Regions from separate parts of the Mus musculus genome. Here region 1 is linked to region 2. The links are chromatin contacts, found by Hi-C or POLR2A ChIA-PET in ENCODE. All regions are on one chromosome and are shown on one strand. Each heading gives the region's core, a stretch centred on a gene start or an enhancer-like site at or near the end of the contact. The rest is flanking DNA. Distances are from core to core; before and after follow the strand shown.

Region 1 (6,561 bases), core at 572-3,071, 110 kb before region 2:
CAGAGAGCTAGCATTCTCAACCCTGTTTGACCAGAGCCACAGGGTCGAAGTCTGTCACGTTAGCCTCCACATTCTGCCTCAGTAGGGACAGTGGGTGCCTTGCTCTGTCTGCGTTTTAGGGAGACAGTTTTCGCAGAGATGTGCCCTAGCTTGCCCTGTTCCCTCAGTCTCTAAGCTAGCCTCCTGAGTCTTCTCCATCTCTTTTCCCATGCCTGCTGTTCTCCGTGCTGCCTCTTCTCTGGACCTTCTGCCTCATCTGTCTTGGGCTCTGACTTACATATACCCCGTCCTCTCCCGTTCATTGTTTCTCCAGAAAGATCTTTGGGGATTGGAGAGCACACCTGTAATATACCCAGGTATTCAGAAGACACTTCCAGACCTGTGACATCAGAGTCTCGGGTTCAGGAGTGGACTTCTTGGGGATCTTCAAGAGATGCCTACAGAGTGAGGATAGGAGCCCTGGAACCTCCTAGGCTTCAACAAGAAAGCAATGACCGGGTGCATAGCTGGGTGCCCCTGGCTATCGACTCCTGTTAGTCGGAGGCTTGGGGTGGTGGTGGAGGGATTTGCTTGAAGACTTGTTAGAGACAGAACTGCATCTAAGCTGACCATGTCTCAGGACTCTGGAGAGGAACAAATGAGATCCTGGGTGCAGAGGTGATGCTGCCTCCTCCTGCTCACTCCTTCCCTCTTTCTTTTTATTCCTTCTTCAACTCCCATTTTTATGTTACAGTTATTATTATTATTATTTTTTTATTTCCACGGGGCTACTCTGGACAGCCCTGGCTGTCCTGGAACTCACCCTGTTGATCAGGCTGGTCTCAAAGTCACAAAGATTCACCTGCCTTTGCCTCCCAAGGGCTGAGATTAAAGGTGTGTGCCACCGCTACCGTGCCTCAACTGGCTTTTTTTTTTTTTTTTTTTAAATAAGGCAGGGTCTCTTACTTGATTCAGAGCTCATTTTAAATGAGGAGCCTGGAGAATCTGAGGAGTCTAAGCTCACAAATAGGTACATAGGCCAAGGGGCTTTTGGCAGGTGACCTCTGGCAGTTTATTGAAAGACAGAGTTGGACTGACCCAACCAAAAGCAGCTACCAGGTTGGTAAGCAGGGGGTGTCTATGATGGCACCTGGACCAACTATGGGCTAGGTGGGTGATGGCATTACTGGGCTTTGCTGAATGGATGTCTTGGTGAATGGATCAAGCCTGGAGCTGCACTAAGGCCTGGGAGTGAGGGTACATGCATGCATTCTTTCCTATTTGAGCCCCCTCTTGTCCTCTCTATTCCTAAACACACGAGGGTTTTCAGCAACATGCTTGGATTCAGCAGGAAGGAAAAGCCCCCCTTTTATGGTCACCATCATCAGAATTCTTCCCCTGCCTGGCCAGTGTGGATGCATTCTAGGAAGAGATGCTTTGCATTTAAACTTGGAAGAGAACCTCCGGCAGGCAGTCCACTCCTGCATAATTCTTTTTGTATCTCTGAGTGGTTTTGAGAGCCGCTGTTCTCCTACGGAAAATCTCCTATTCCTTTGGGCCCCATGGCCCTCATTCCTCTGTACTAGCAACAATAATGATCCTGACAGAAAGGCGTCCCTCAGGCCTCTGCTGCACCAGAGGTCACAGAGCATATTCACACATATCCATTTGCATAAGGCCCGGGACCCTGCCTGCTGAGCACTGCAGAAAATGCTAGAACCTGTTTCTCCACAAGGCCCCAGAGGGAGGCTGAAGCGGATTTCTGCCATGATCCATCTCAGAGCTTCTTCACACCCGTTCTCTGCTGGTAGCTTTTGCTTTGTAGGAGCAGCCAACTGGAAGGCCGGTGCCTTCCACGTATGTGCACAGGAGACACAGTGCTGAGCCCACCTGCTGAACTGGAGGAGAGACTGAAGGAGGTCCCTGCCTGAGAGAATAAGCAAGAATGGCCAAGGGCCAAGGGCTGAGGACAGCACACACTCAGGGGCGGGGGGGGGGGGGGGGGAGGGGGGCGGGGGGAGGGGAAGAGGGAGGGAAGGGGGAGACAGGTTTTCTGTCATTGGATTGGAGTCACAGAAAGAAGCTAGAAAAGCATTGTGACAGCTAGCTCGTTTGAGGAAAAAAGCAGGTCAGAGACAAAAGGGTATCCAGATTTTCTCATCTGCTCCACAAGGGGAACAAGAAATGAATACTCACAAGATTGCTGTGGGAGTCAAATACTCTGGTTGATTGAGGTAAAGTATGTGATGTAACCTGGCATATAGCAGACATGCCGTCAACTTATTAATAAGACAACAAAGAAGTATGGGATCCTTTGAACAAGCCCTGACTTTATCCTAAGTAAAATCACCGCCCGATTTTCTTGCTCTGTGGGGACCCCAAGCTCTCTGTCACTTAGCATGACAACACAGAATTACTTGGAATATGCCCTCCTTGCTCGGTTATTTATGCACAACCTTCTAGATGGTTCCATATGAGGTCAAGCCATGCTCACGTCTTACTAGATTACAGGGGTAGACTAACATTGCTTCCTTTCATGGTGAGTTAGTCTGTTTTTTTTTTTTTTTAATTTTATTACTAGTATTACTATGACAAAATATCCACGTGCTTTCTAACGAAAAGAGATTTGGGGGTCACAGTTCTGGGGATCCAAGGTCAAGGGAGCCACATTTGGTGACAGCATTTTCCTCCCTCTCTCTCTCTCTCCTTCTTCTTCCCTACCTCCCTGGCTTCCTCTCTGTGTGTTTTGAGACACAGTCTCCAAGAGTTCAAACTTTTGAACTCATGTCACTATGTCACTATCATTGAACTCGTGACCTTCCTGCCTCTACCTCCCAAGTGCTCTGATTACAGGTTTGCATCACCTTGCCCAGCTGTAGTGATGACCTTCTCAGTGGCCAAGTCCTGAAGTGATGCAGAGACTCACAGGAGGTGCATGTACAGCGGTTGAGGCTCTTCTGTTCCCTCCTCTTTTTATAAACCCTCCAGGATCCAATCACGAGGGCTCTACTCTAATGACCTTTCCAATTTAATCACTCTCCAAAGCCCACCTCTAAAGGCCACAGTCAGATTAAGTTCCTGCTCCCCTTAATAACTCACAACAAGGATGTAATTCCAACTCGTGACCTTGTATCTAAATCATACAACATGCTTTCCCACTCTGGCTGTCCTGTGCACCTCTTCTCCAAGTCTCTATATCCCCTGACTCTTTTTTTTCAGAAGTGACAAATGGTGGCTCCTTATTCTCCCTTGAATCTCATTCCAGTCCTTCTCTCAGACCCTTGATCTCTCATGACACAATTCCAGGGCTCTTATTGAACCACACACTGTGTCTCGTGGTCTCTCTGCACACCCCTCCTTACTGCCAGATACTTGTGGTGACGCAACAGCCAGACCTCTAGTCTAGACACTGCAGACAAGGCAGAGAACAAAGGAGACCAAGCTTTCTCTGACAAATCCAGGTTCTCAGAGGCGAGGCTGTCTGACTTGTAGCCACTGTTGCTGAGGAGTTTCCTTAACATATATTGCAACGGCCACTTAGTGTCAGCTTTCTCCTGGTGGACCAGGAGAAAGGAGGGGGGTGGGCGGCAGCTTGTTTTAGAGCTAGCTAGGTTCCAGGAGAAGTAGTGAGGAAACAAGAGCATTATGGAGGTGCTGACCACCTGAGCAGAGGGTGTAAAGGAGAACAGAGAGAGGCAGAAGCTTTGCAAGGGTCCTAGACCTATCCTTAGTGGCCTAACTCTGCCAGCTGTGTCTCCCATCCCAAAGATTCCAAACCTCTCCAAACAGTGCCGCAAACACCAGGGACCACTGTTCAAACGGGTGACTCAATGCAGGCATCTCACATGCGACCCCTAACAGATGCGGAGGAATGACTGAGCCTGAGTGCACATCTGATGGGGCTACCTGGTTGGCCTTGTCTGTGTGATGAAAGACACGATGACCCCCACAGTCCCCAAGGACAGCTCTGTGCAGGCCCCGATGCTACCCGGTCACATGTCATCCCTGAACTTCACAGTCTTTGAAAATAGTTCATGCATACAGAAGCTTAGAAGTATCTGCTAATTTGCACAGAGGGCCAGAACCGAGCAAGGCTGAGCAAGGCTGGGATTTGAACCCAGGCTCTAAGCTGAACTTTCTGAAGCAAGTCATGGGTGTTGAAGTTGAGTTAAACCGATGTGAGAAATGAGAGAGAACAAAAAAAGGAAGATGAATCTGGTTATTTAAAGATATCCCCAAGAGCTAGGAAAGCGGTTTTGTTGGTAGGGTGCTTGCCTAACATGCTGAGTTTAATCCCCACCTCTGTATAAGCCATGAGTGGAGGCTTATGATTGAAAGTCCATCACTCAGGACGGACAGGAAGATCAGAAGTTCAAAGTGATGCTTGACCTCATAGTGAGTTTGAGGGCAACCTGGGCTATGTGAGCCCTGGCTTAAAACAAAATAAAACCAACCAACCAACCCCTCCCCCCTCAAAAAAAAAAAAAAGACACAGGGAATAGGATTCTATTTCTCAAAATGGCCACTGCACGGTCCATTTAGCAAACAGAAAATCTGGAAATCTAACAGCATCCCAGAATTGCGTGGGAGCAATGGGTACCAAAATGTTCCATGAAGACTTTCCCGCAGGACAGGGACATACCCTAACGCCCGCTGACTTTGGACATGGGTACATGTAGTTTTCCACGTTTCTTCCAGTTCAGTAACACTTAAAAAGAAATCCTGTCTGTTCCGTTTTTTTTCCCTTCTTTTCTTCCTCCTTCACCCCCACCTCCCTTTTTTCACCATCTCCCAAGTGATGTTACCATTCTTTCCATAGCAACACACTAGGATACCGGTTCTGCTTTGCTGGGAGAATTCTGAGACCAGGGAGAGGGAGAAGACAATGCCGGTGGCCATGGGGAACGGTTTCCGTAACTCCAATGCCCTCAGCCAATGCAGAAGAGGCATTGGACAATTTTAGGAGAAACAGCTGTTATTACCCCAACTCCCTGCTTCTATTATGAACTGAGCATATGCCTTTTATATCCATGGGGGAAATCTATCTAGACGCCTAACCTATCATGGACTTGTTCTTTCCTGAAGTTCTCCCTCCCTCCCGTCCCCTGTCTTCGAACCCTCTTGAGAGTGTAGGAGGCAGCTCAACTTGTCTCTCTGCCCCTCACCCCAGCTTTCTTGAGATGTAGTTGGCAAATAAATATCATATGTATTTGCAGTGTACACTGTGGTGTTTGGACACAGACAAGATGCTATGAAGCCAATCCCTCCTATGGTTACTGTATTTTTTTTCTCTCTTTTGTGGTGAGAGTACTTACAGTCTGTGGGTCAAGACACCAGGAGAAGGTGGTGGCTGGGGTTTGGGAGGACAGGAGAAAGGAGAACAAACCCCGTGTGCCTGGCTCTGTGGTCGGCTCTCTGAGGCAGTTATCTCCTGCCATCCTCCCGGTCGTCTGAAGGGAGGAGAAGCAATCCTCCTTTATCTCCTTAACAAGAACCCCACCCGTGAGTCCAGAAGGTGCCCGTGTCAGCCATGGCTCCAATAACATGAGCCTGGGGCAGTCACTGTCACGGGGAGCTTGTTATTGTCCACTTGGCTTCCGTGTTGCTCATCCACCGTGGCTGATGGTGGGAGAGCCAGCATCTCCCATCAAAGGTGATGAGCAGTAATCAGATCAAACCTGCCCTTGTTCTTTCCAGCATGACCTCCCGCCTCTCTCTCATATCTATTCTCTGAGAGAGACTGCTGTGGGGAACTGGAGGGCATGCAGTGCGGAGAGAGATGGGCAGTCATTAAAAAGTAATACCTTTGAAGAATATGTAACGGTACGGGGACCTATGCACATAACGCCAAGTGAAAACTGAAGCTGCAGCACGCTGGGACCCCAGTTATGTGACTGAGAGCGAGGCACAGTACAGAGAGAAGAGTCAGTGGGTTCTGGAGGTCGAGGATCAGGGCTGACTGCACGGTGGGCAAGGGTGTATCGGGAGTGGAGTGAGAGAGCCAGAGTAGTTCTACATCTTGATTTTGGTAGTGAGACTTCAATAACATGCATTTGTTAAAATCTGTAGAATTGCACTTGAAAAAGCATGTTTTATTATATGCAACTCGAATCTTAAGGAAAAAAGACAAAAACTACAGCTATGTGCCATAGTTATATACATATATGTGCATATATATACATATACATAGTGTATATATATATATATATATATATATATATATATATGCACACAAACACATATGATTCCAACTTTTGTAAAAAGAGTTATTGAAACTGAAAAAATTGGTGCTATTGGGGACAACTGGTTCTAGAATCCCTGACAGACATCAAAGAGTATCAATGATTCAGTCCCTTATATGAAGTTGTATCGTGTTTGTATAGAACCTACACATTACCTCCTAGCACTTTAAAATGATCTCTGTGCTGCTTATTAAGCCGCATGCCCTGTAAAGATTATGTAAAATGTTTTATAATATATGTTTGGAGAATGACAAGAAAATAGATCTGCATAGAGTCACTACAATGGATATTTTCTTTTGTGTATTCTTGACTGTGGTGGGTTGAAGCCATAGATATAGAA
Region 2 (6,394 bases), core at 3,392-5,891:
ATTCTGTCGTTGAGAGGTAGAGCTGACCCAGGAATTGCAGAAGGCCAGGAAGAAGACAATGGCATGCTTGACTGGTAAAGTCCTCTGTCCAACGTCCTCTGCCCCATGCACTGAATCACTGTTGAAAGAGGCACACACATCCTGGGACAGCTCAAATGCCTCAAAATAATTTTGGATTTCTGGTTTTGGGGGGGTGGTGTGTGTGCCTGAGCTCGAGGGTGTGTGCGTGTGTGGTTACACACAACGTAGAGAGCAATATTGCATACTGACCTCTATCACTCTTTGAGTTAGTTTTTGAGACACAGTCTCTCACTGAACCCAGAGCTCACTGATTCAGCTAGACTGTCTGGCCAGGGAAATCTATGAACTCCCCCTGGCCATCTCTTCAGTACCAGGGCTTAATTTTAGATTCCTACTGGCAGGATCTAAAGACTCTCTCTCCTCTCCTTTTCCCTCTCCATTGTACTCTGCCATCTTTTTTTCTCCGAGATGACATTGGCCCCTCTCTGAAAATGTCCTTGATTTCATTCTAGGTCAAATGAGAGCTAAGCAGGTTCGCCGGTATGAGGTCCATTGCTTCAGCCTTTCTCTTACCTTCCTTAAAATATGTGACAGTCCCTACTCAGAAGCTTGCCATGGCTCCTGGCACTACAGAGTAAATCTAACCACCTGTACAGTGAAATCTGACCTCAGCACATCTTTTCCCGCATCCCTTTCTCCGCTTCCTAGGCTGCAGACAGCTTCCAGCCCCTCCCCCCACAGCTCTTTTCCACTTCCTATCTGAGACTTCAGACATCCTACCTGCTAAATCAACAGCTACTCACCCCCTTTCTGCCCTGTAAGCCAAACTCCATTATGTTCACAGCAGTAATGTGCCTGACTAAGAACACTTGACCAATCTCTCCCTGGTCCACTTGGGTCACCACACAGCATAGCTCTGGTGGAGGCCTGGAGACAGTACCTCTCTTAAACCTCAGGCCTAAGACCCACATGCTAAGGGAGACACAAGAAAAAGGACACCGTTTGGGTTCCCAAGGATACAGCTGAGGCAGCATTCCTCCCCCCCACCCCAACAAAAAAATGTCATGTGACCTTCGGAATTTCTGTTGCTCACAGCTGAATCAATGCTATCCTATGCAACTTCACCCAGGCATTGTTTTTTCTCATTCACCGGTCAGTTTAGATGCTATCCCCTCCAGGAGAGTCCCCGTGAGGCCCTCTGAGCAAGCAGCACAATCACACCCTCCCTGAGCATCCACAATGGCTGCTTTCCTCAATTATAGCACTTACTTAATTCTGCTTGATTGGGCCTAATGAGCTCTCCTACTGTCTGTTCAAACTCCTAGAGGGTAGGGGGTCTTTATCCCACCAGCATCTCCATTAGCGTGGAGCCAAGCTTTGTGCCCAGCCCAGGGGCTCTGGTCTCCGAAGCATCCCCACAATGTCTGGTGCACTGCACCGTGTCAGCAGTGGGAGCACCCATGCTGCGGGTGCTGACAGGAGACTCATGAGCTGTTTGCTCTAGGACAAGTGAGTTGACCTCTCTGGGTGTCTGCTTCTTCATCTATAGAGAACGGTAGCCTCTATATCTCCTGGTTGTCATGAAGACAAAATAGTCTAATAATAAGCACTTAGGATAGTGTCTGGCATAGAAAAGTGTTTAATGACTGTGGGCTCTTGTTAGTATCCGGAACATTATAGTTGTTGAATGAACAAATGCATCAAATGCTTACTCGCCAAATAATGAAGAAACAAATGAAATCCAGATGAGTCTCTGAGTGGAGACCCAGGGCAGTAGCTATTGCACTCAGTTCTGCCTGCACTTGACCCTGTAGTTGGTCATTGTAAAGACCCCCTTGGATCAGAGATGGATGCCATGGCGTCAACACAGACTCTCTACATTGTGCCCTGTGGGTTGGCCAAGCTGTCTTTACTTCTAGGAGCCTTCTGTTTCCTCCACCAGAATCTAAAGACAATACTAATAGTTGGTTTGTGGGGTAATGGTGAAGATTGCATGATAAAGCATGCTAACCATCCAGCAAGCTTAGATACTGTAACAGCAGTACTCTGAACACTTACCAAACAGCAACATGATCTCCCCTCCCTCCCCCAGGGTTGTTAAAGGCACAGTGTTCTCAAAACCACCAAGGCCTGATGCACCAGGACGTGATCAACACTGGACAAATCAAGTTCCTCTGTTTTCAACCTGGGAATCCAACGTTTGCAGTGTATTTGCTTTTTATTTTTCCACCCCGCTCTTTAAATGATGTGTCACTGATTTATTCCAAAACTTCGGCCTTCTGAATTTTCTCCTTAGCTGACATCAAACCCTGCTAGAAAGTAAGATACAAGTTCATAGTATAGTGATGGAGTCGAGATTTTTTTTTTTAAACAGTAACAATATTCCACACACCACAGGCCTGATTATTGTCAGGGAGACATTTTTTTTTAAAATCTTATTCTTAGATTTCCCCCCTGGCTTTAAAAGAACAAGTGTAAACAGCTTTATGTAACTTTCACTTTAAACTTAAACCTTTATGTTGGTCCCACGGAACCACTTGCCGGCCCCATTAGTCTATTTTTACTATCAAACAGGTCATTTAACAAGATATTTATTCCTCTTGGCCGTCATCCAAATGCGTTTTGACATTACTGCCCTGGGTCTGAACCGCTTAAACTGGAGGCTCTTAGAAACAGAAAATCACCTTTTGACTTAAGTCTCCAGGAGCGCTCAGCCTCTCTTCACTTCCATGGCATTAAATTCTGCTCTACTCTTAGAGCAGCCAAAAAACCGAGAGAGTATGTTTTAAGAGAATTGTTGTGGGAAGTCCAAGAGCTTAGAGGGTCACAGAGAGGCATTCCAGTCTCCTATATCCTGCTTCAACAGGGAGCTGGCCTGAAAATTGAGGAGCTGTTCACTTCCAGAAAGAAAGAGATCTTCAGAGAGCAGCAAATGGAGAACGCTGGGCTTTAAAGGACAGTGATGCCTGGGGCCCCAGCTGAGCCTTGACTCTGAAGAGGGAGGGGTGTTTCCTCCTCCTCCCCGCCCCCAACAAAAGGCCTTCGCGGAACAGTGGAACACAGAGACCCCACTAGCTTTGAAGCCAATCAATCAGGTGGAAGTCTGGGCAAATCACGACTTGGCTGCCGCGACAGGTCTCCTCCACCCACCCCGTTGGATAAGCTCTCCTCATCCTCCTCCACCACCTTCAGAGCACAGTACAGCTAGGGGGCCAAAGGGACGTTCCTGTGATGCTCCTGTTTTCCAACTTTCCGAGCTTGTTGGTCTCCTGCAAAGCTGCTAGGGAAAGGGCAAGTTTGCAAAGCTCAGGATCCCAAGTCCTGGGGGAAGCCACAAAGACGCTCCAACGCCAGCCAGCAATGCTTAACCTCTTGTGGGGCAGACTGGAAAACGCCACGGCCACTTAGGCGGGAGACCCGGGTTCCGGCTGGTCCCGGCAGGCCAGGGACAGCAGGGCCCCCGGGGTCCGCGCGTCCCCCGCATCCCCCTCCCCGCGCACCTGAGCGGGGCGTGGGCACAGCGCCGCACTCAGGCCCTGCCCGCAGGTCCCTCGCCCGCCGCCCGCGCCGCGCTGCGCGCCGGCCGCCTGCAGCCACCGGGAGCGACGCGAGGAGAGGCAGCCTCAACACGGCGTCATGCTTCCTGCCACCACATTACGGCGAATCGTCACCAGGAGAGGGGAGCAGAGGGGAGAGCGGGGGAGGGAGGGGTGCAGCCACACGCAGCCCCCAGGCTTCCAAAAAGCGCCGAGACGGGGCCACGTCCCGGTGGAGTCCCCGCGGGACCTGCCCGGTTTGCACAAAGCGCCGCAGTTTGGCCAAGAAGGCAGGAAGCCGGCCACAAAATAAATAAATAAAAAACAGAGTCGAGTCTACGTAACGCCCTGTCGAAAGCGGACGCCATATTTTTTTGTGGCTTATGTCGACATAGGGAAACGTAGACATGTTTTTCCTCCTCCTCCTCGGTCTGGCTTCCATTTATCCAAACTTGTAATCAAAACTATTTCATAAAAAAAAAAAAAATCTCCGTACTCCTCTCCCCGAAACCGCGGATTTCCTCCCACCCTCAAAAAAAAAAAAAAAAAAAGAAGAAAAAAAAAGCCTGAACACCCCCCTCCCGCGCACCCCCATTCCTAACCCGGCCAAGTCCCATTAACAACACATTTTCGGGAGCGGCGGCGGCGGTGGGAAAGTTGGGCTGGAGTGGCGGGCGCCCGGCGTGTCGGGCTCCGGGCTGGCGGTGCCCGCTGCGGGTGCTCCGCGCCGGGGCGAAGTTTCTTACCTGCGCCGGGGCTGCGAACGCGGGGACCCGGGCTGGGAACGCGGAGACGAGGCACGGGCGTTCCAAAATGGAACTCTGCTGGCTCCCCCCACCCACTCCCCACTCCCCACCCGGCGCCCGACTCGGGCTCCGTGGGAAAGAGGTGGTGGTGGGGGAAAGCCAGCCTGGCAGACAGACAGACAGACAGATAGACAGAAAAAAGCCCCGGTACGGAGAACGGTTGATCGAATTTTTTAAAAGAAAAAAAAAAAGAAAAGAAAAAGAAAAAAAAAAGAAAAGAAAAAAGAAAAAAAGGGGGAAAATGCCTCGATCAGTGGGGAATCTACGCCAAAACCCACATGATCTGTAACGTCAGCATGCGTATTTGCATACGATACCACCACCGGAGCTGCCACCCGGGCTCGGGTTCCGCAGAAAGTTACAAAGTGAAATTCAGGCCCCCCCGCAGACTTCGGCAAAATGTCATTTTTAGGAGGGAGTTGCTGGTGGGGGGAGGCTGCCCCTAAAGGCTCAGATGAGTGGTCATCCCGGGTGTTGGGGGGGGGGGAGTGCTTAAAAGTCTGAGTCCAGTAACGGACTCATTGGAATTTTTGCGGGAAGAGGTGGGGGAGGCGCAAGCGAGATCATTGACTATTGAGCACGACCCGGCGCGCTGCCGCGGCCAAACCCTCTCGGTGCAATACCCATTTTCTTTATGAAAAGTTCAAGGTGTCACTGATGAGCTCAACAAACTGTTGATCCTCACCACGTGGAGTGGCGGACCGTGAGACCGCAGGGCGCTAGGGCTTGCCCGGCGCCAGCAACACCCCAGACTCCAGGTCCTTCTGCAGTGCGTGGGGGCAGAACGCGGGTGGGGTCGTCACGCGCCCTGGGCTCTGCTTGAGTTTCGCCCGCCTTCTGGCAAAAGAAAATAACAACATACTTTAAAACTTTTTTCTTTCTTTTTTTTTTTTTTTTAAATCGAGATGCGTTTTACTCCCGGAATAGTAATGAGAGGGCTTGGGAATAGGGCGGGGAAGAAGGCGCCCCACTTACATAACCACTTGAAGTTAGATCACTTTTGCTGGGGATTTCCGCTTGCGCCTGAGCTCAGTCTGGTTAAAGATCTTCAAACTTTTTCCCTCCAAACCCATAAACAAACAAAGACACCCGGGGAGCTGACTCAAACTTGTGTGGCCCGAATTCACAGCGATTCTCAGCTTCGGGAAAATGCACACGCCTGCAGCGCGCACACTGGAGTCCCCCAGAAGCGAGACGGGTCATTTTCGGAGCTGGGACAGCCGCGTTCCCGGCGAGAGGGGTCTCCAAACGAGCCCTCCATCTGCGTGCGTGCGTGTGTGTGTGTGTGTGTGTGTGTGTGTGTGTGTGTGTGTGTGTGGTGTCTGCCCTTTGCAGCCCTGGGAACCGTGAACTAGAGACCCGGCTGCTGTGCTCCGGCGATCACGCAAGGTTAAAATTCTCTAAGGGAGCATCCGAGGGAAGATGACGGACCTAGCAACCTGTCAGCGTTGTGCATTCTTGCTCTCAGAGACCCTTTCCCCCTTCGCAGATTCTGGGGGCGTTTGGGAATTTGTTGGGTGTGAGCGCTCTTGGAGCCCACCGTAGGGGGTGGAGGCTAACTCTGGGACCCAGATTTGACACTAGGAGTTACTGGAGAAAACAGAGGGCTTGGGACTTGAAGACTGCGGAATTGCCTCCCATCCTGCGGATTAGCAGGCGCATCGCATTCCGGCTTCCCAGCCAGCTCTGCTCCGGGGAATTAGAACGAACTCTAGCGGCCGCTTGCGACTCCGCTCGGGGCGCCAGGACAGCAACAGGTGGCTGTGTACTGCGGGGTGGCCAATGGCGATGACTTAGTCTAGAGGAAGACTGGTTTTGGGGGCTGATGGATGGTCACGGCTCTAGGGAGCCTCTGCTGGCATTTTTCTTTCGTATTAGGTTTTTTTTTTTTCTATTTAAGATTAAATCAGCGCGCATGCTAAATTTCTTACTTGCCTTCCAGCTTTAGTTGGGTTATTGCTAACTGAGGGTGGAGGGGTTGCCTCTCTCTTCTCCCTGCCCCCCACTCGTCTTTGTCCGTCTGTCTTTTTC

What was found. A loop is a pair of places that touch in the nucleus more often than their neighbours do. ChIA-PET counts read pairs that join two places held with the same protein, here RNA polymerase II (POLR2A).
Region 1: a map of left cerebral cortex shows a loop between it and region 2 (2.8-fold over the local background). The contact joins the enhancer-like site here to the promoter of Zhx2 in region 2. A Hi-C loop is called at or near these places in 6 of 37 maps with a recorded cell type or tissue (gastrocnemius, heart, left cerebral cortex and 1 more). POLR2A ChIA-PET finds 5 or more read pairs at or near these places in 1 of 5 experiments (Patski).

The regions. Positions count from the first base shown.
Region 1 is chr15:57,801,665-57,808,225 of GRCm38, reverse strand. The region is part of intron 2 of Zhx2 (zinc fingers and homeoboxes 2); the gene reads right to left. Among named protein-coding and RNA genes, the nearest start is that of Derl1, 87 kb to the left of the region's middle. Within about 2 kb of position 1,821, at least 1 of the 3 ENCODE cell types and tissues checked has a DNase peak (open chromatin) inside an H3K27ac peak, as active enhancers do; it is gastrocnemius, where a contact is called at or near this core.
Region 2 is chr15:57,692,914-57,699,307 of GRCm38, reverse strand. Zhx2 (zinc fingers and homeoboxes 2) reads right to left here and starts at 4,641. Exons shown (of 4, transcript NM_199449.2): 1 at 4,304-4,641.